5 separate regions of the Homo sapiens genome follow, and regions 1, 2, 4 and 5 are each linked to region 3. The links are chromatin contacts, found by Hi-C or POLR2A ChIA-PET in ENCODE. All regions are on one chromosome and are shown on one strand. The core of a region is the stretch at or near the end of the contact, and the rest is flanking DNA. Distances in the headings are between cores, read along the strand shown.

Region 1 (3,517 bases), core at 298-2,797, 890 kb after region 3:
ATGATTTGTTTATAGCTTACTCCTTGGTTTCTTGGAATTTTCTTTTTAAAAAGGCAACAAGTATTTGTACTATCAGTTAGACTTAAAAAAACATTCTTCAGAAAGAGAAAATGTATTTGTGAAATCCATTTAGTAAAGTTGAGTGTTTTGAAGGATGTTGCTGTCATCACTATGGGCCATTTGCTAATTCCCAAGAATGTGTATATAGCAAAATGTCTCTGCCTGAGGCAGTCCCTCCTAATGTTGGAGCCAAATCAGTGGAATGGATTGGATACACATAAATGTTTTGTCACCTTTCTAGTACCGGAGAGCTTAAATTGCTGAATCTTTCATTCCCTTTCGTGGCTGAGAAATGTGTGTTCTTTATTATGAAGGGTTTAGGGATTGCATACTGTGTAATAGCTCAGATGAGTGAAAACAAATTTAAATATCAGCAATGCACTGACTTATACTTTACATGTTGCAAATACTCTTAGAAACAGTATGGGGCCTTATTAAGTTTGAACCTCAGGTCTTTCAACTTCCCTGAGAAAAGAGAACAAATGGTAACTGCATGAGAAAATAAGTAACTAACGTTTGTGATTTCCCACTTCAGCTCAAGCCCAGATATTTTTGTCAGTTGTTAATTACAGTCATATTTCTCTAAAGCATTTTCTTTTTTAAGGATTAAAAAAAGGAGAGAAGAATTTCAAGAAGAAAGGCTACACCATGCGATACAGGTTCACATTTCTCTGAGTGGAGAGGAACGCATTGGGGTGAAGGTGATAGGCAGGGCCACTTGCTGGAGAACGGGGAGCTAGCACTTAGATAGAGTTGATAGAAGTGGAAATCAGACTGGGATAAAGTCAAGAGGTAGGGCTAGATCAAGATTCAAAGCAGAAAATGGCAAGAACTCTGGCTTGACAGTAGGGATGTCACAGGGGAGAGATGAGATGAAAACATGGTGGGATGCAGTTATGTTCATTAGGCCAAGAAAACGTGTTCAATATCAAATTCAGTGCTCTTCTCTTTTTCCAGATACTTGTATACGATTGTTTATTAATTCCCTGTGTCTCTAATATTGTGGATCTTCTTCCTGTAACTCATACAACTAGCAGATTTCTGGCTTAAAGACAGAAAGGAAGGGTAGCATTTTTACATGAGGAGGGATTAAGGCAGAGAGAAGTAAATTAATTGAAGTTCCTATAATTAAATTACTAATGGTATCTGCATTAGGGTCACATTTCCTACCCCTTCATCCTGTATTATTTCTAGAATCTTTACACTGGAATTGACCACAGAGCATTGCACTGGATTTGACCACAGAGGTCATTTAGTCCAGAATTTTATCATTTGGTCCACCTTTCCTTGGAGATTAAACTAATGAGCTGGCATTGCACCCACCCACCTTGGCTTTATCCTGATAATTCCTCTCAGGGTGAGTGGTAGTTCCCATGGAGAACACTAAGCAGGTGGTTTTGTTGCACAGTGAGCCCTGGGCTTCCCTGAAATGCCCTGAAGTGTCAGTTACTGTTTTGATTGCTTTTTCATTTTTCTATCCAGACACTTGTTGACAGGAAACTCTGTGGCCACCATTCATTGCATTTAAGAAATCAAACAACCACAAACTGTCACTGTCACTTTCATTTCCTGTCATCATTCATTTTCTTGAGCTGCTGCTAGTTTATCAGTGTAGCTGGATGTCCCGTGCTCCTGGGCATTGGGGAGGAAAGACTGTAGGTATGTGCAGGTGCTGAAAAAAGATGTGAGAGGAACGCAATAAACACTTGCAGCCTCGCTCCTGGCTTTCCGTTTATGTCATTCACCTGTGGGTTTAGAAACGTTTTCTGTTTCTAGGATCAAATGGAAATCCCAGCCTTATTGCTGTAGGATTTTCTTAATCCTTCCACAGTAGTTAAAGACTCTCCCTAGCTTCACTTTGTTTGTTGTAGCTTGTGTAGGAGTGATGCAAGGCAGGCTTAACTGCTTCCATCAGCAGCTCCAGGAGGAAGTTTTGTGATGGTAAGAATTGGATTTTGTTGTCCTTCACAAGGACCTTTCTCCCAGCTGTTTCTATATAAATGTACGTCTCTATAGCTCAGAGAACTATCAGGAAACAGGTGTTTTTCCATTAATAGCCAAGATGCATCAAAGGAAGGAGAAGGTACAGCAGTATGTGAAAATCAGGTGGTCCACGGTTGAATACTTTGTACACAATAACTAATCACTCAAAGCTTATATCTATTTATAATAAAGTCTATAATTACAAGCCAGGTGGCTGTGGTTAGGAGATTGTGGGGTTTTTGAACAGGTTACTTGACTCGCCATTACAGCTTTAGAGGAGATATGTCCACCTGGGTAGTGGGTGATGTGGCACGTGTTTGCCTATAAACAGCACACATGTGCTCTGCCTTAGCTTCTTTTCAGCTGTCTTCCGAGTCTGTGTGCATCAAAGTTGTATTCTACAAATCTCCTTGCTTACTGGCAAATATAATAGCCAGAAAATTTTACAAAAGTTCTATGGGCTTTGAGTTCAGAAGTTTTGCTATACTTTTTCCTGAAGAATATTATGTACAACTGATATAAATTGGAGTTTGCTGATGCAGTATTTTGAAGTCTAAGATGTCATCTGGCCAGTTGACTCTAACTATGGAGTCTTCATTTTTTCCTTACCATGTGCTTCAGAATTCATAAGAGATGATTTGAATAGTGATATAATGACCATGACATATTGTAAAAGTGAAGTTATGAGTAATTTGTTAATTATTTATTGAGTATCTCTTATAACCAGTGACACTTTTAAGGGCTGTGGGGTATATAAATAAGTGTAGGAGATGGTTCCTCTACTGAAAGAACTCTTTTCTCAACTGGGAAGATATGATTCAAAGAGAAAACGTTGCCGCTACTACGTATTCTATCACTTGCTCAGACAATATGTGCTAAAGGTAGTAAGATATGTGGGATTATTATGCAAGGAGATTGTATTTAAAGCTTCATGAAGAAGGTGAGATTAGAAAGATGAAATTAACAGGTAAAAAGAACAATAAAGGGCATTTGGGTGTGGTGATTGTCTTAGTTTTTTATGGCTGCATAACAAATTATCACAAACTTTGCTGATTAAGATAACACATATTTATTCCTTCTCATTTCTGTAGGTCTGGAGTCTGGCTTCACTGGGACCTCTCCTCCATGCCTCCCAAGGCTGCAAACAAAGTGTCATTTAGGCAGCATTACTCTTTGTAACTCAGGATTCTCTTCCAAACTCACATGGTTGTTGGCAGAATTCAACTCCTTGCAGCTCTATGACTGAAGCTCTTGTTTTCTTGCCAGCTGATGTCCAGGGAGCACTCTCAGCTGCCAGAGGCCTCTCTCAGGTCCTTGCCATATGGCACCCTCCATAGACCTCTTACAACATGGCAACTTCCTTCTTTCAGGCAAGCAGGAGAGTGTCTGCTGCTTTAAACCTTCCTCTTCAGGAAGGACCTAGTCTCTCTTTTAAAGGCTTACCATATTTAAGTCCAGTCCACCAATGGTAATT
Region 2 (3,710 bases), core at 986-3,485, 640 kb after region 3:
TCTCTTCTCTTTTCACATGGGTAAGTGATGCACTGACCTCATCAGTGGGAATTGTTCTAGTTTATTTTTAAAAGGATTTTGCTGCATCGGGCAGTCAGTGCCATCAAAGAAACCTTGATATGCTTGTGCCTTTTGGGGTTGGATAGGGAAAGTGAAACCAAAGGTCAACTACAGAAGCAGAGGCCACTGATGGCTGGATAATGAATGGCCACTGACTTGATACTACAAACAGAAGAAAAAAGTGGCAAAGCAATGGAACTGTCAGGAACAAGGTAGTCATGAGCCTATTTATTGACTTGATCCTTAGTCAAAAACTTTGTAAAATTGTTTTAGCAGTAATCTCCCAGTTTTTAGTAGCGGGACTGCAGCTAAAACAATTTCACTTAATAGCAGTTAGATATTATAACTACAACCACCTGGAACTGTAATTCTCTCACTACCTTCCTTCAATATTTCCACTGTCACAGCTCCTCAACGAAAATAATCTCTTCTTATAGTGGAATTACTGAAATTGATCTATCAGTTTATATCCATGAATCAGCAACAAATACATTTTTAAGAAATAATTTCTGTTCTCAACTTAATAGTTTGTTTAAATAACTGACATCTACTTTTGTTGTTATGGGTATTAGTACATCAAAATCGTGCTTGTTTAGCCTAGTAAGTAAATTATACAATCGTGGTTCATATTTGTTTGTTTCCAAGGATAAAAGAAACAAATACAGTAAGTTTGGAACGTACTAGGCCCACAGTTGATGGAGTGGCCAAATGAATAAAGGTCTGCTTCCTTCTTTTACTTATGTCTGCACTCTAGCTGAAACAAAGGGTGAATTTAAGGTAAATCACATGACTTAGTAAAGCTCCTTAGCCCTTTAAAGGCACCTTACAGATCCATGCTCTAACTTCTGGCTTGGCCCTTTTAGACTATTGCCACCTCTCACATGCCCCCTTTAAGTAGAAAAAAGAGCAAAAAAATGCCTGAGACAACTGTGAAATATTTTGCAAGATTTTAATATTAACTGAAGCAAACTTTCATTCCCTTTGTTTAGCAGCCAGCTGTAGCTGACACAAATGTATGTTGCTAGCTGTGAGCCTGCCCTGAGCATGAGATTTTATAGAAGGGTTTATTTATGGCTAATTTCTTTATCTTTATATTGAATATAATACTTGCTAGTATCTTTCAGCTTGTAATTATTTTGCTTCACATCAAAGAACAACATTAGAAATTAAAGTCCATTCACTGTCATGTATGATTCATAGCCTATGTTATAGATCTTATGAAAGAGGCTCATTTTTCTTTCTTTCCCAGACCTCCTCCCCTCTTCCCTCTGTTCCCTGCAGCCTAATACCCCCACTTCACATTGTTCAGTTCTTTGGGGATTAGTAAGATATACTAATATTTATTTATCACCAATATATAAATGTCAAGGAAAGAAACTTTTTCCTGCCCACTAGCCTGATCCATAATCCAAGGGAACCTTAGTGTCTTTGGCCTCAGCATAATCTTTTACTATGAGATTGTTTATGTTGACTTCCTGAGGCCCTTGCTGAATAAGAACAACATACTTGGTACCAAGATGTTTCACTTTCTACTCCTTAGAGTGGAATCCTATAGCACTGTGGAACTTATAAATAATTGAGTTATTTTTAAACCACTGGATGTTTTCCAGTCACTCTATTTCACACTGGATTAATTATGTAAGAAAACTGAATTGTTCCTCATCAGTGTTACAACTTTTAAAAACAACATGCTGTTTAAATTCGGGTTTGGCAACTCTGGCCTGAGCCCCCTCAAATTTATGGCACCACACCCATAACATAATAAAACCTTTAGTGGTCCTTTGTCTTTTAGCTTTCCTTCTATTTTTTCTCAAGGGTGTTTTATGCTGGAAGATGCAAAAAAAAGTTGTCCAGATGTTATTTGTATCAGAGCAGGATTTCAGTCCAGCTATCTGCGGTTGCAAATGTTTATTTTAATGGGTTATTGTGCAATCCTTGCTGTGTAGACCTTCATGGCCTTATATGCATGTTCTCAGCAATGCCAGGACATTGTTTTTTAAAATATATCATTTTAGTCCAGTTGAATGATTAGTAGTCACTAGGGGAGCAAAAAATATAACACCTGTAGAAACACAGATAATATTTTTGTCAATGCCCCTATGTTGACATTGTGCAAAACTGCCTGATTATGAAATCATGACCAATGGGCTTTAGGTAAGCAGGAGGAAGGTGTGGTCCAAGCCCTAGCAACAGCCCCAGCCCTCTGAGACTAAGTTACATGGCTGCAGTAAACATGCCAAGGGTGTCGGAAAGAAGCCCAGCTGCTGCCCCATGCAGTTTGATGGAATGAAGGAAGAGCTTAGCTAAGTCACCATGGTGTGAGCAGCAAGTTTATTTTAGCTATTACAACAAGCACAGGGCTGGGCTTATTATTCATTTTTAGAATTCTAATAAAATCTTAACTATGTTTCCTTGATACTAAAGTAAATTGTTTACTCTGTATCTAAAAACAAATATTATACCCAATGTACCAATTAGCAGTGAAGAATTTCTAGTCCTTAAAATTAATTTTGAAAAGAAATTACATCATGTAGAAATGGATTTGATTTTTAAGAAAGTGCTAAATTTTAGAGTTATTAGTTTTCTCTGAGAACTTATTTAAAATCAAAGGTTGCTTAGAGTAATCATGTAGTGGACTCATTTATTGCTGTAAAAGAAAAACCAACAAAACAACAAAAAGGCAAATTTAAAAGCCCTTAAAATTTAAACTTGCAGTTAGAAAGGATCCCTAAGAAGAAGATTATTCTAGACATTTAACATCAAGGACTAATAAAGCCTCACACTAAAAGTTTTATTAAGCATTTTTGATAGACATGGTAAGCGGATGCTAAAATATTTAGTTCAAAATACATGTTGGAGACAGTCTTTTATTAATCAGTTTTGAAGTCAATTAAATATTGGTATAGTTTTCATAGGTATAAGCAGCCCTAATAAGATTTGGTGATTCAGAAATTAGAGTTTATTATAAGGAAAAGTTTTTTTTCATATTTTAGAAACAGATTTTAGGTTATTTCATATGATATCATGTGTATGCCATTCATCATTATAATAATAGCACTGCCCTATATTTGTCTAATAGTTTATAGTATAGAAAGTATTTTAAAATTAACTCATGTCTTTATAGCATTGCATATCTTATGGTGTCATACTTTTATCACTCCCCAGAGTTAGAAATATCCTCGAACCATGCTTGTTCTTCACAGGTGTGGATACAATGCTATTTCTGTGAGATTTTCCCCCATGCACTCACATTGTTTATTGCTCCTACAGATCAAGGGCTAGAACAGAGCCAACACATAAGCTACTCATATGTTGCATTCATATTCTGAATTATAGGACTTGTGTAAACTATTAAATAATCTCTTTAATTTGTCTACTAAGATTGCATGTAAAAACAGTTAAATATGGCAAATTTGGCTAAAGAGAACACCAGAAGAGAAGAAATGCATGCTGTCGCTTTCTCTTTCTGCCTAGGAGGATCTAACTATCACTGTAGTTGAAGCCCTGTGAATGCAAATGCTTGGTGTCTTAGTTTGGGTTTCCCCAGAAGCTGAACTAGACATAAGGGCACGAGGGCAAGCAGTTTATTTGGGAGGTGCAGGAAACACTAGTTGAGGGTGGTAGGGGAGAGGCCCAGGGCAGTGAAGTCA
Region 3 (3,785 bases), core at 39-2,538:
TTGAAACTGTCAAAACTTGGAGAAGGGGGACCTCGGAGGCAGGCAGGAGAGGAGGAGAATCCTGAAAACTCGGTGGAGGTTGGGAAGATGCTGTGCCTCGAGGATTAGTTTAAACAGGGGGCTATAAAAGATGTAACAGATGCAAACTGTAACACAAGGGCCATTAACCCTTTCTCTGCCGGGCACACTCAGTCCCCACGCCCCACACCTATTGTCTCCTGTGCTAGAAGCTTTGCAGAAAACCTGGAAAGTGAGTATCAGTTTCCACACATTTGCTGAGAGGGGTGAAGGGAGGGGGGCAGAGAGAAGGGGAAGTGGATATTTTAGAAAGCACCTTAAATTTACCTAGGCATACATAGTAGGAGACTTTTAAGTTTGACATATTTTATCATTTCTTTCCTTGTCCTATTGATTTGAAATTGTTAGGGGAAATCCTGAAATAAAGAAATGGTCACACAAGTGTCTGGGATGAAACAGCTGGCCTGTCTATATTCATCCTGAGACACACGACTGCATATAAATACATGTTTAATAAAGTAAGTTGCTAGTTTTATGGGCATGTGTGTGTGTGAGAGAGAGAGACAGGGCATTTGTGCTGTAAACTTTATCTTTGCCTGTTACTCCTAAGTCTGGAGTTAGTAATCTTGCCTTCATCATTACAGGGGGAGCATGTAAAATATATCAGTAGGTGGGAGATAAACACATTCATGTTAGCCGGGCTCATCACTGTTCCTGGGAACTCCTGCTATCTCTCTCTCGACTTTTCAGTGCCAAAGTATGGAATGGGATATATGTGTGTATGTGTCTTCTATTAAATCCATGTCTATATTACTTTGCCACTAAAAATACAATTTTAAAAGTTATCCTAATTTAAAACCCTGATATCCTGACAGCAGTTTTCTTCCCAGCTGTAGTGCCCCCCCCTCCACTTTGGTAAACGACTCAAGTTCCATGAGGACTTTCACTTCTTTATTTATAATCACAGAAGTGAGGTGTTACTTCACACACATACACACACAAAGAATGAAATAAAGAAATGAAACTCGCTAAGCAGACAAAAACAGACAACTTTCTGCTTAGAAAACAGCCTTCTCGGTGGGAGAGGATGAACTGCCATGTCTAAGAGAAAGACTTGCCCCCGAATTTGTAGGTCTGTAACTGACCAAGTTTTGTAATTATTAACAGGTATTTGCCAAGTCCTAATTGCTGAATATAATGAATTGGAACTAGATGCGAAAATAGAGCAGGACCTCTCCCCTTGATGAGTTTTTATTCCAGCCATATAATTCTCAATAAAACTTTTCCTGGGCTGGATAGCAAAGGACACCTTTGGTTACCTGAATGAACAGGTACAGGGGAAATTATTTGGGGGAGGGAAAAAGGAGAGAAAAGCAAGGAGAGAGAGTGTGAGTGTAAGAGAAAGCGAAGAAGCCACTCTTGAGAAAAGCTTGCCATAAAGGAGCTAAACCCACCTGAAATTCCTACCCACGGACACCCCTTCTCACTTCAGACTCACATCCCCACTCAAAATGAGAAAATTAGAAAAGGAGGATGGAGGACGAGCACACCAAAAAGGGATAAAAAGAGAGAAAAGGGGAGGAAAAAAAACCTACCTGCGAAGTCTTGTTTGTAGTTTTGGCCAGAAATGGTGAGAAGAAAAAGCATGAAGAAGCCGCGAAGTGTGGGGGAGAAAAAGGTGGAAGCGAAGAAACAGCTCCCGGAGCAAACTGTACAAAAACCTCGCCAAGAGTGTCGGGAGGCAGGACCGTTATTCCTGCAGAGCAGGTTAGAACTGATCTCTTTCGGCCACTCCAGGAAACACAAACCTGGGGACGGACTGACGTGTTACGCCTCTTCTAATGACATTTTTTTCTTTTTCTTTTCTGTAGGAGAGAGACGAGAGACCCTGAAACACGCGCCACCTATCTTTGTGGGGAGGGATAATTGAAGCGCCCTGAGCGTGAGCATCATGTGAAAACGTGATCGCCAAGTTTCTCTCTGGGAAAGGATCTGGGATAGATTATACCTTGAAGTCTCCGCAAACGCTTTAGTGGAAGAAATGAAATTCCACCTCCCTCCCTTCCTCCTCTCCCTCCCTTTCGCCTTCGCCTCCCTCCCCCCTCCCTCCCTTCTCCCCCCCTCCACCCCCCCCTCCCCGCCCGTCAAGCCTTTGGCATCATTATCCTCATCACTAAATCCTACAGAGTACAGGGCGGAAAACGGTGCACACCATTCACAGAACTGGAGAACTCCAAGGGGCGAAAGTTAAAGGGAAAGATCCCGGGTCCTCAATCCAGATAGTCTCTTCTTATACAGATATCTCTAATGACCAGATTTGAGATGCACATCAAATTGTGTAGGTATCTCAGTACAGCTTCTGGAACAAAGTTCTCTGCCCTTTCTCTTATTGTTATTTTTTTCTTTTTAGGTACCAGAGCCAGAAAAAAAAATGCTGCATGGGAGCTGCATCTTAGGGCATGTGTATTAGGGTGTGTGCATGATGAATTTCTGGACTGGATCCCAATATTAAAAAGTAGTTTGGCATTTTAATAAAGGGTCTCTAAGTAAATTAAAATAGAACACTCGGTTGGCCGATCTCTGAATCTCTCTACACCTCGGGGAGACCTCACTACAAAGTAAGGGAGAGTGTGTAGGGAGGCAGGAGGAGAAACGAGAAAGGCCATAGAGAAACTTAGCAGGGAAGGGAGAGCATGATATTAAACGGCATGGGGTCTAAGTTTTGGAGTATATATTTTTTGATATTACAATTAAAGTAAGATTAAAAAGAAAAGACTCCACCTTTGCTCTGAAGGGATTGGTTATGCAAATATGGAAGGGATTTCCTGGAGAATACAGCTTTCTACTGTATGGTTAATTAAATAATCACTCAAAAGCTTCCAACGTGACGCTTCTGTCGTAATCCAATCAGGTTACATAGGTCCTAAACAAGAAAGATATTTTCCACATCTGGAAGTCAGCAATTTAGCAAGTACTGCACATTATTAACCAATTCAGAGCCCACTTCCCAGGGGAATTTTTTTGAAGTTTAAGTGTTCTTAACCAATGCTCTGCTGTTTTGTTAATCAAAAAGCTGGTTTACACTGCACATAATTGGAACTAATATAGAAGTAAATAAAGACAGCCAAATTTGAGGATGCTGAGCACAGGCATTTATCGGAAAAGGAAGAAATCTCCTATCCTCGGATGGTTCAGGCTCAATTTCTTAAATAACTGTGAGACTTTTTTTTTTTTCCTAAAGAGTGAAAGTGCTTGAGAACCTCAGAGCACAAATAAACTTCTAGCCTCACAGCATTTAGGATTCTTCGGAAAGGTAAAGGTGGAGGTGTTAAGAGGACCAGAGAGCTGCCTCACACCAATTTTTAAGCTTTAATATTGTTAAATATGTTACACCCTCCTGTTTCCAGTCTGATGAAATCTGAAACAAATAATACCCTGATCCAACACTATATTAAGATAAACTGCTTTGAACTGTGCTTTGAATGTGTGCCTAAAGCAAGACTTTGAATGCAAGAGTCACTGGCAATTGCACTCAAAGGAGGGACAAGCCACCACATGGGTTGCCACATCCACACTCCCAGAGGTATACGTCTTTGTATTTTGTATTTTTTTTTGCGGGGCGGGGGAGTGGGGTGGGGGTGGTTAATAGCTACCTAGCACGACCACAGCTAGATCTTGTTCTAGGATGCAAGAAAGTAGATTTTCACAGTTGGTTACTCACCTCTTTCCTAATTTAAGTATTTATTATAATGAAAATAGCTGCTGGA
Region 4 (3,351 bases), core at 118-2,617, 790 kb before region 3:
CACAGAGCTATGGTCTCAGTTACGCAGACTTAAACCGACACTCAAGTTTCCTCCGCGATGTACCAGTAAAAAGTCTGAAGGTGGACGTTTTTGCATGTGCATGCATAGCAAGAAAAAAAGTGAAAAGGCAATTTAGGTCTGAGTTACCCCTGCGGCTCACATACCTGAGAAAAGAGCCATTTGTTAGTATTGTTCTGATAAATGAAGGACCCAAGCAAGAACAAAGCAAGAAAGCAAACACAGTTTTAGACCCTACAGCTCAGAAAATGGAAATGCATTTCCCTAATCAAGGGCATCTACAATAACACTTTTAAAAGGATTATTAAGCAATGCAGGAAGTAGAAATCAATCAGGCTCTGCTTGTTGTTCACTGGTCATTATTTCCTGGGTCAAATCTGCTTGACATTCAATTTAATACAGTCTTTCATCAAGTCAAAAGGCCTTAGAGAGAAACTTTCACTGGCCACCCACATTTTCAGCAGGGCTGTTGCCTGGTCCGATTCACTTTTGTTTTCCAAGTCTTTACCATCATTGCATATTACGCCTACTTCTATTGAAACAGCTACTGCTTTTGATGATTTCCACAGTGGTGAACATATATTGTTCATCCCTGTAATGCTAGAAGCTGGTCCAGTGCTTGGCATGTAGTAGGTGCTCAATAAATATGAGATCTGTGAAAAACAAATTTTCACCTTACAAAGGCATTCTCAAAATGAATTTGACACATCCTGCTCTCTCTACAAAGTTACAAGCTAAGATAGATCACAGCAAAGCAGAGATATTGCAGACACAGATTGAAAACCAAGTGAAATAATGATTTAGATTGCCTTAAATCAAAGTGACTAAATGCATTTTTAGAAAGTACATGTTGAAAGTTATCTTGACTAGTCTTCCATTTAGCCAGGAAGTTTTCTGGAAGAAGTATAAGTTTAGGGATTTTTTGTGAGGTGAGAGGGAGAAATCATAAATAAGTATGTGTTCTAGAAAGTGGGGTAAGACCACAGAGGAGTCCTAAAGGTATTAATAGAGGTCAGGAATTGGACTTTAGAAAAACAGAAGAGGCAAGGAATTGAGAACAGAGGAAAATCAGATTACTTGGAGTGTTCTAATGAATGGCTTTCAAAGAAGATAAAGACCACCATATATAGAAAGCTACTTTGAAGATATAAAAGGGTTTGTTAGTAACATGACTGGGCATATACTAGAGTAGAAATTCCAAAATAAGAGCTGCCACAACGCAGCCAAAGTGAGAAGATATTTCTCTGGTCACCTGTGCTTGGTGCCAGCCACCATCCTCTACTGTTCTTCATTGTCCCTAGAGCTGGAGGCTTAGAAAGGCCTAGACACACACTGTAATCGTATGTCTCTTTCAGTTTGCTGGAGAGTGACTCACAAAAGGGTGTTTCCCGTGCTGACACAAAAGTATGCAATATTTCTTTGTCTTTCAAACTGGTAATTCATAAAGACTGTATACTATTCCGTATTGGACAATGTTGAGGCTTAAATATCCTAAGCCCCTTATAAGAAGGATGCTGCAAACATGAGAATAAGGGGTGTCTTCTGAAAATGAGTGAACTAAGCCACTTAGGAAGTTGCTGGCCTCATCTCGAAACCCACCAAATAACAGCAGTACAGCTAGAAATAGAGTTCAAAAGTCAAAAGTGCCTGGCTGCCCTAAAATTTTCTCATTGCATGACTTGGTTCAAGGGGCTTCATTATATTTTGTATTTAGATTTCACACGTTTATATTCCACAGTGCAGTGTCTCTTTAAAAATGTAACTGTTGAGTCTAAAAATCAGGAAGTAGTAAAGTGGCTTCCAGATACATATAGAAGGTTTTTGTTTGGGTGGTGTGTGGGAAGGGGTTGGTTTTGTTTTTAATTTTGTGCAATTTCAGTCCAGTCAACACCTAGAGCACTCCTTTAAAAAAAAAAAAAAAAAAAAAAAAAAGGGAAAAAGGCTTTTTTTTTTTTTTTTTGATTCAGTGTGCACAGAATTTATTGCAGACATCTGGGAGTTTAACCAGAGACATCCAAGAGGCCAGTAGAAGTGGAGCAGCAATAGAGAGTAATAGTTGACTTTTATCCTCATTTTTAAGAGGGAAATGGTCTATTGGTTTTAGAGGTGAAACGCTAGAAAGGAAACTGCTCAATCCTCTCATTTCAAAGATGAGCAAACTTGGGACTTTCCCAAGTCATCTAGCCACTTTGCATGTTCTATAACCCAAATTTACTTTAAATTGTGGAAAGAAAATGGAAATAAACTACCTTGAAGGCATTTGAGCTCCAACTGACTAATTATTCTAGGTCGTTAAATACAGTTAGAGTTGTTAGATTTTCTGGTTTCCAATGGGGGTAATTCCATCACAGAGATTCCTTTTCTATCAAATTGTTGGTGCTTCATTTTCTTAGCTCTGCCTGGTGGTCTCTATTACCTCCATATAAGAAGGCTTTTCTTTTCCACCAAATGAATGAATTTTCTCATCAATTCCAGTCATGCCTCATACATCTCCCTCTCTAGGACTTTCTCCACACTCGTCCCTCCAGTTCAGGTTCCTCTGTGCGCTCTCTGCCTATCCCAGATTCTACCACTTCTTCAGAGGACCTGGCTCAATATCCTGCTCTTTTAGATCTGCTATTCAGAGATCTGGTCCTAACTGCAGAGACTTTTCCATACTTTGAATTCATAGCCTTTCTTATGAATAGCTGTAAAGGTGAATTTGATGCTTGCATATAGCATAGTGAATTTAGGGCAAAGGCTATGCTTATTATTTTTTGATTCTTGCAGAATAGCACGAATAGACACAACTTATTGAATACTAACCATATGTCCCATATCTTGCTGAAAAATTTTAAATACATGTTCTCAATTCAACAACCATGTAAAGTCATTATTATCCTCAATTTATGGAAGCAAAATCTAGCATCCAGAGAGAAGGTGTTATTTTCCTAGATCAACCAACTAAAAGTGATGGGGTCAGTATTTAAAATGCAAGTATGTCTGAATCCAGAGCCCCTGTGGCCAGCTTCTATGCAAAATTGCCTTCCTTCTCAGAGTTACTTGCACATAAAAATCACTAAATATTTGTGAATTAGACAGATGAATGAATGAATGATTTGGAACCTGTTCCTTTCACCAATTTGACTTGCAAAAGGGAAAATAATAAGAAATTCTGAATCTTGTTGCCTCTGGACAGATGTGGTCAGTTAGCACAAGCAAAGCAGAAATGTTCTCACAAGTTAACAGTAAAAATCACTGGACACCTACATGGAGGTAAAATGACTCACAGGGAATGAAGCAAGCCTGGAATAAAATTTGGCCCAAATCCAACAAGCATTTGGAACCTCATAG
Region 5 (3,870 bases), core at 528-3,027, 810 kb before region 3:
GCCCTTTCAACTAGTATATGTTTGCTGATTGCTTGTCAGAACCATCGCCTGGACCCTGGGATGGGTCATCTTGACTTTGTTATCTAACATAATGAAAGAACATGAAATGATTCAGACATGGATTCAAAACTCAGCCCCACCATGTACCACGTGCTGGGGCCACAAATAAGTTACTTAAACCCTCTGCAACCAATTTCCTCATCTGTAAAATGTTGGCTCAGATTGATAAGGTGCTATCCATGTAAATAGCTAAGAGAGGAGTCTTCCAGGAAAAAAAAAAAAAAAAGGCAAATGTAAAGCCCTAGAAGCCCCTAAGAGCTGGAAGTATTTGAAAAGCAGAAATTAAACCCGAACTGCTAGGCCCAAATGTGGAGGCAAGATGGGATCAGGAGCTGAAGTCCCAAGTATCACACTAGCATCAGATCACATAGGTTCTTGTGGTCCACAGTGAGAGATTTGGATTCTATTCTAAATTCAAGGAAGAACCACTGAAGAATGCTACAATTGAGGGAGTGTAAAAGATTGATCTGGCTGCTAAGTGGAGAATGCATTGCAAAGGTGAAGAGAGGAAGACCTAATGGCAGACAACCACAGTAGTACAGGCAGGAGATATTGGTGGCTTGAGTGGAGCCCTCAGAGAGAAATGGGTAGAGATATTGTGGAGATGGATCAGGCTGGACTTGCTGCTGGTTGGGATACCATTGGGAAAGGAAAGGAGAAATCAAGTGTGCAAATTTTGGGTTTCAACTTGGGCAAGTGAAGAAGCGATAGTATCGCAGAGATGGGTAAAACTGCAGAGAGGAACAAGTTGAGTAGGAAAAGCAGGTTTGAGAGCTCTATTTTGGACATGTTAAGTCTGAAATGACTGTTACTCATTTGCCTTCTGTTAACACCTTCTTCAGATAAGGCAGAGTGCAACGCAAGTTATGAGGTTTTAGCTTTCATGATATATGCATAGTAAAATTGAAGCCTGACAGAGGTTCAAATAGATTGAGCAGTTTTGCTTTTGTGAGATTAAATCTCCTTAAACACCTCAATCACTCATAATTTGGGATGAGTCATTCCTACAGATTATTCAACTAATCTATTACATGATTTTTCATTGTGAATGTAATACATGCAATTGCACCCCCCAAAATTAAGCAACAGTGATGCATTTACATTTAAAAACTGAAATCTGCCTACCACTCTTAGCCTGCTGAACAGAAGTAACTAACATTTTTGTATGTATCCTTCCTGACCTGTTCCTAAACACATGCAAACATATGTGTGTATGGTTGCTTCTAATGTTAAAGTACATCATATTGCACATATTATTATACAACTATTTTGTAACTCATATACAGACTTCTATTTCATTAAACAGACTTATCTTATTATTTCTAATGATGTCAATAGTATTTCATGGTATACACAGTCCATAACTTGCTAAACCAGTTCATTGCGTTAGGGAACATGTTTTAATCTGACTCATCATTTTCTGTCTTATTTTACTCTCAAAAGGGGAACTTTATCTTAAAGTTCAGAAAATCTCTTACTATTAGAGTGTTCCTTCTTGTCACTCCCACATACTGGCTACGGTGAGAAATCCAATGTGGTTTAGTGAAAGGATCTTGGGCTTTAAAGAAATAGAAAGAGAGACCTAGAGTCAAATCCTTGCTCTATGCTTTACTCCCATTATGATCTCAGGCAAGTAAAATCGGATTAAATACTATCAACCATATCTTGTGGTTATGAGAATTAAATGAGATAATGCATATAAAACGCCTGGCACAAGGTAAGCATTCCTCAAATGTTAATTCTTTTCCCTTAGGATCCAGACACACCATGAAAGCGGTTTCAAGTTACAAGTAAATACTGGAGTGCTTATCTCAGTAACTTTAACTGGACAAAGTCATAAAACAAATGGAAAAGTATACCCTTTAATGCTATGCAATACCTTGTCTTAAAGTTCTTGAGAAATATCCGTTACTCTGTCCCAATTATTCCCTTTTTTTTCAACTGAAGAAATAGCTATAAAATAAAGAAACTAAGAGTCAGCTAAATCCTCCTTCAAATAAAATAAATAAAACACACAGAAGAGAATCTATCTAGTTAAAAACCTTCAAAGGATGACGATCGTCCATGTCCAGGCCACATAATCCCAGTTTTAACAATTAATGCCTGATCCTGTTTTTTACATCCCAGTTAATTTCCTAATCTTGTCAGAACTTTCATTTAGTTCAATAGAGATGGAAATAGATGTTTTAAATTAAGATTTAAGATCAGATTATTATATCACTTCACAGTATTCACATTTTAAGATTGATTATTATACATGGGAAGAAGTGTTGTTTGCTAGCCACCAACCTTTCTTGGGTGGTATGACTATATTTCACCCTGTACCAATTTATAAACTGGGTTTAATTATGCACGAGTGTGTGCACACAATTATATCTTGTTAAGCATTTTTTTGCTAAGTTTTTGATAAACAGCCAATCGTGGCGTGTCATCAAAGCCTGAGAAGACTAAATAAGAAGATTGTTTAACAGGAATTTAAATATATTCGTGTTTGAAAGAATCATTAGAATGTTTTCCTTAGTCTTAATGCATTTGGTAGTTCTTCAGAAAATCTATCGTCAACCCTTGTATGTAGTGTTTATTCCAAATTGTTGCAAATATATATATTTTGAAGTTTGTTTAGTGAGGGTCAGGGAATGTAATGAAGTGCCAAAAATTCCACTTGACCTACGTACTCTACAGTCAACAGAAAAGCACTCCATTTTTGCAGAGCTCTGAGTTAAATGCACTCCTCAAAGCAGATCAGCTATCAACTGGGAAAGCTTAATGCGGCACAGTTGGACTAGAAGGTAAATGCAAATCCTATCCACAAAAGCCAGAATTTTTAAAGGATTGTGATTATATTAAGCATAAGGTTGCACAATGGCTGCACAGGCTGACTAGTCTCAGAGTCCAGAGTCTTCATTCTTAATCAAACTCAGGGTCAAGTTCTATGCATCTGCTATCATAGCTTAAGACCAGGAATTCGGAATAAGCTATCATCTCAAGATCCCGTCAGCCAGAAACCTTTATTAATAGCCATTTTCACAAACTGACATTACAGTGATAGGCCCTGGAAGGTCCTCTGGTACCTTCTGAATCATCATATAAATGGCAAAACTGTCTCTATAAAATACAAGTGTCAAATGCATTTTCCTATAGCCTGCTTCTTTGGAAAGGCAGAGAGGCAGAGTGAAGATGAAGTTAGTGGGAAGGAGGACCTAGCAAGATGGTTTACTTGCTGATGGATAGTAGCTGGTGGTTGAGAGCCAGTAAAGGGGTTAAATAATAACTAGGGAATCGTTAACCTTTTATGAACCAGAAAATTGCATGATGTGCTCAGTGTTAATGTAAGAGTCATCTGACAGCAGAGTATAGGATGAAAGAGGTAGAAAGAGGAGAGAACCCAGGAGGTCCCAGGGGAGTTGCAATTGGATTGGAGTGATGGACGTCAAAAGGAAAGAAATGGCCAAAATCTTGAGATTTTTCAAAGGAAAAGTCCACACAGTTTTCATTTGTCTCCCATATCCAGTCAGCCATAGAGATACATCTGAGATTTCAATGATAAGTACTTATGAAAATAGTCCCCCTGATAGCATTATTTTTAAAAGCAAAATGAGATATTGTTTAGAAGGGTGCTCTTTTCTCTGTTTTCCAAAAACAGACATGGGAAAGAAGATGACGAGGTTGTAGCAAACTAATGAAATAGGATGAATCCGATTTTGGCAGGTGTGTATTAATCAAGGCCTCTATATGCTGCTGGTTGGGATGGACAGCTAACATATCGGAAAACCCGTATATGCAATGTATCTCGAGAATGCAGACTTTTCA

What was found. Hi-C counts contacts between places; a loop is a spot of excess contacts on that map. ChIA-PET counts read pairs that join two places held with the same protein, here RNA polymerase II (POLR2A). Pooled maps may share reads with other maps.
Region 1: a map of OCI-LY7 shows a loop between it and region 3 (4-fold over the local background). The contact joins the enhancer-like site here to the promoter of ZEB2-AS1 in region 3. A Hi-C loop is called at or near these places in 2 of 168 maps with a recorded cell type or tissue (OCI-LY7 and naive thymus-derived CD4-positive, alpha-beta T cell), 4 of 37 single-sample maps with no recorded cell type and 9 of 50 pooled maps. POLR2A ChIA-PET finds 5 or more read pairs at or near these places in 3 of 52 experiments (A549, BJ and OCI-LY7).
Region 2: a map of IMR-90 shows a loop between it and region 3 (5-fold over the local background). The contact joins the enhancer-like site here to the promoter of ZEB2-AS1 in region 3. A Hi-C loop is called at or near these places in 1 of 168 maps with a recorded cell type or tissue (IMR-90) and 7 of 50 pooled maps. POLR2A ChIA-PET finds 5 or more read pairs at or near these places in 1 of 52 experiments (activated CD4-positive, alpha-beta T cell).
Region 4: a map with no recorded cell type shows a loop between it and region 3 (11-fold over the local background). The contact joins the enhancer-like site here to the promoter of ZEB2-AS1 in region 3. A Hi-C loop is called at or near these places in 5 of 37 single-sample maps with no recorded cell type and 9 of 50 pooled maps.
Region 5: a loop to region 3 is called in a pooled map, with 5 times the contacts of the local background. The contact joins the enhancer-like site here to the promoter of ZEB2-AS1 in region 3. A Hi-C loop is called at or near these places in 2 of 168 maps with a recorded cell type or tissue (IMR-90 and aorta), 3 of 37 single-sample maps with no recorded cell type and 12 of 50 pooled maps.

The regions. Positions count from the first base shown.
Region 1 is chr2:145,410,089-145,413,605 of GRCh38, forward strand. No RefSeq gene overlaps it. Among named protein-coding and RNA genes, the nearest start is that of LINC01966, 530 kb to the left of the region's middle. RefSeq lists an enhancer at 2,152-2,311. Within about 2 kb of position 1,548, at least 3 of the 41 ENCODE cell types and tissues checked have a DNase peak (open chromatin) inside an H3K27ac peak, as active enhancers do; they include OCI-LY7, where a contact is called at or near this core.
Region 2 is chr2:145,156,221-145,159,930 of GRCh38, forward strand. All of the region lies in intron 3 of LOC100505498 (a long non-coding RNA gene), which reads left to right. Among named protein-coding and RNA genes, the nearest start is that of LINC01966, 280 kb to the left of the region's middle. Within about 2 kb of position 2,236, at least 11 of the 41 ENCODE cell types and tissues checked have a DNase peak (open chromatin) inside an H3K27ac peak, as active enhancers do; they include IMR-90, where a contact is called at or near this core.
Region 3 is chr2:144,518,326-144,522,110 of GRCh38, forward strand. It overlaps ZEB2-AS1 (ZEB2 antisense RNA 1), which reads left to right and starts at 1,289. Exons shown (of 4, transcript NR_040248.2): 1 at 1,289-1,349; 2 at 1,634-1,785; 3 at 1,890-1,960; 4 at 2,429-2,574. ZEB2 (zinc finger E-box binding homeobox 2) reads right to left here and starts at 1,794. Exons shown (of 10, transcript NM_014795.4): 1 at 1,614-1,794. It overlaps LINC01412 (long intergenic non-protein coding RNA 1412), which reads left to right and starts at 3,543. Exons shown (of 3, transcript NR_110570.1): 1 at 3,543-3,601.
Region 4 is chr2:143,728,969-143,732,319 of GRCh38, forward strand. The region is part of intron 13 of ARHGAP15 (Rho GTPase activating protein 15); the gene reads left to right. All of the region lies in intron 4 of ARHGAP15-AS1 (ARHGAP15 antisense RNA 1), which reads right to left. Among named protein-coding and RNA genes, the nearest start is that of ARHGAP15-AS1, 45 kb to the right of the region's middle. RefSeq lists an enhancer at 1-566. Within about 2 kb of position 1,368, at least 2 of the 41 ENCODE cell types and tissues checked have a DNase peak (open chromatin) inside an H3K27ac peak, as active enhancers do.
Region 5 is chr2:143,703,739-143,707,608 of GRCh38, forward strand. All of the region lies in intron 13 of ARHGAP15 (Rho GTPase activating protein 15), which reads left to right. The region is part of intron 4 of ARHGAP15-AS1 (ARHGAP15 antisense RNA 1); the gene reads right to left. Among named protein-coding and RNA genes, the nearest start is that of ARHGAP15-AS1, 70 kb to the right of the region's middle. Within about 2 kb of position 1,778, at least 3 of the 41 ENCODE cell types and tissues checked have a DNase peak (open chromatin) inside an H3K27ac peak, as active enhancers do; they include IMR-90, where a contact is called at or near this core.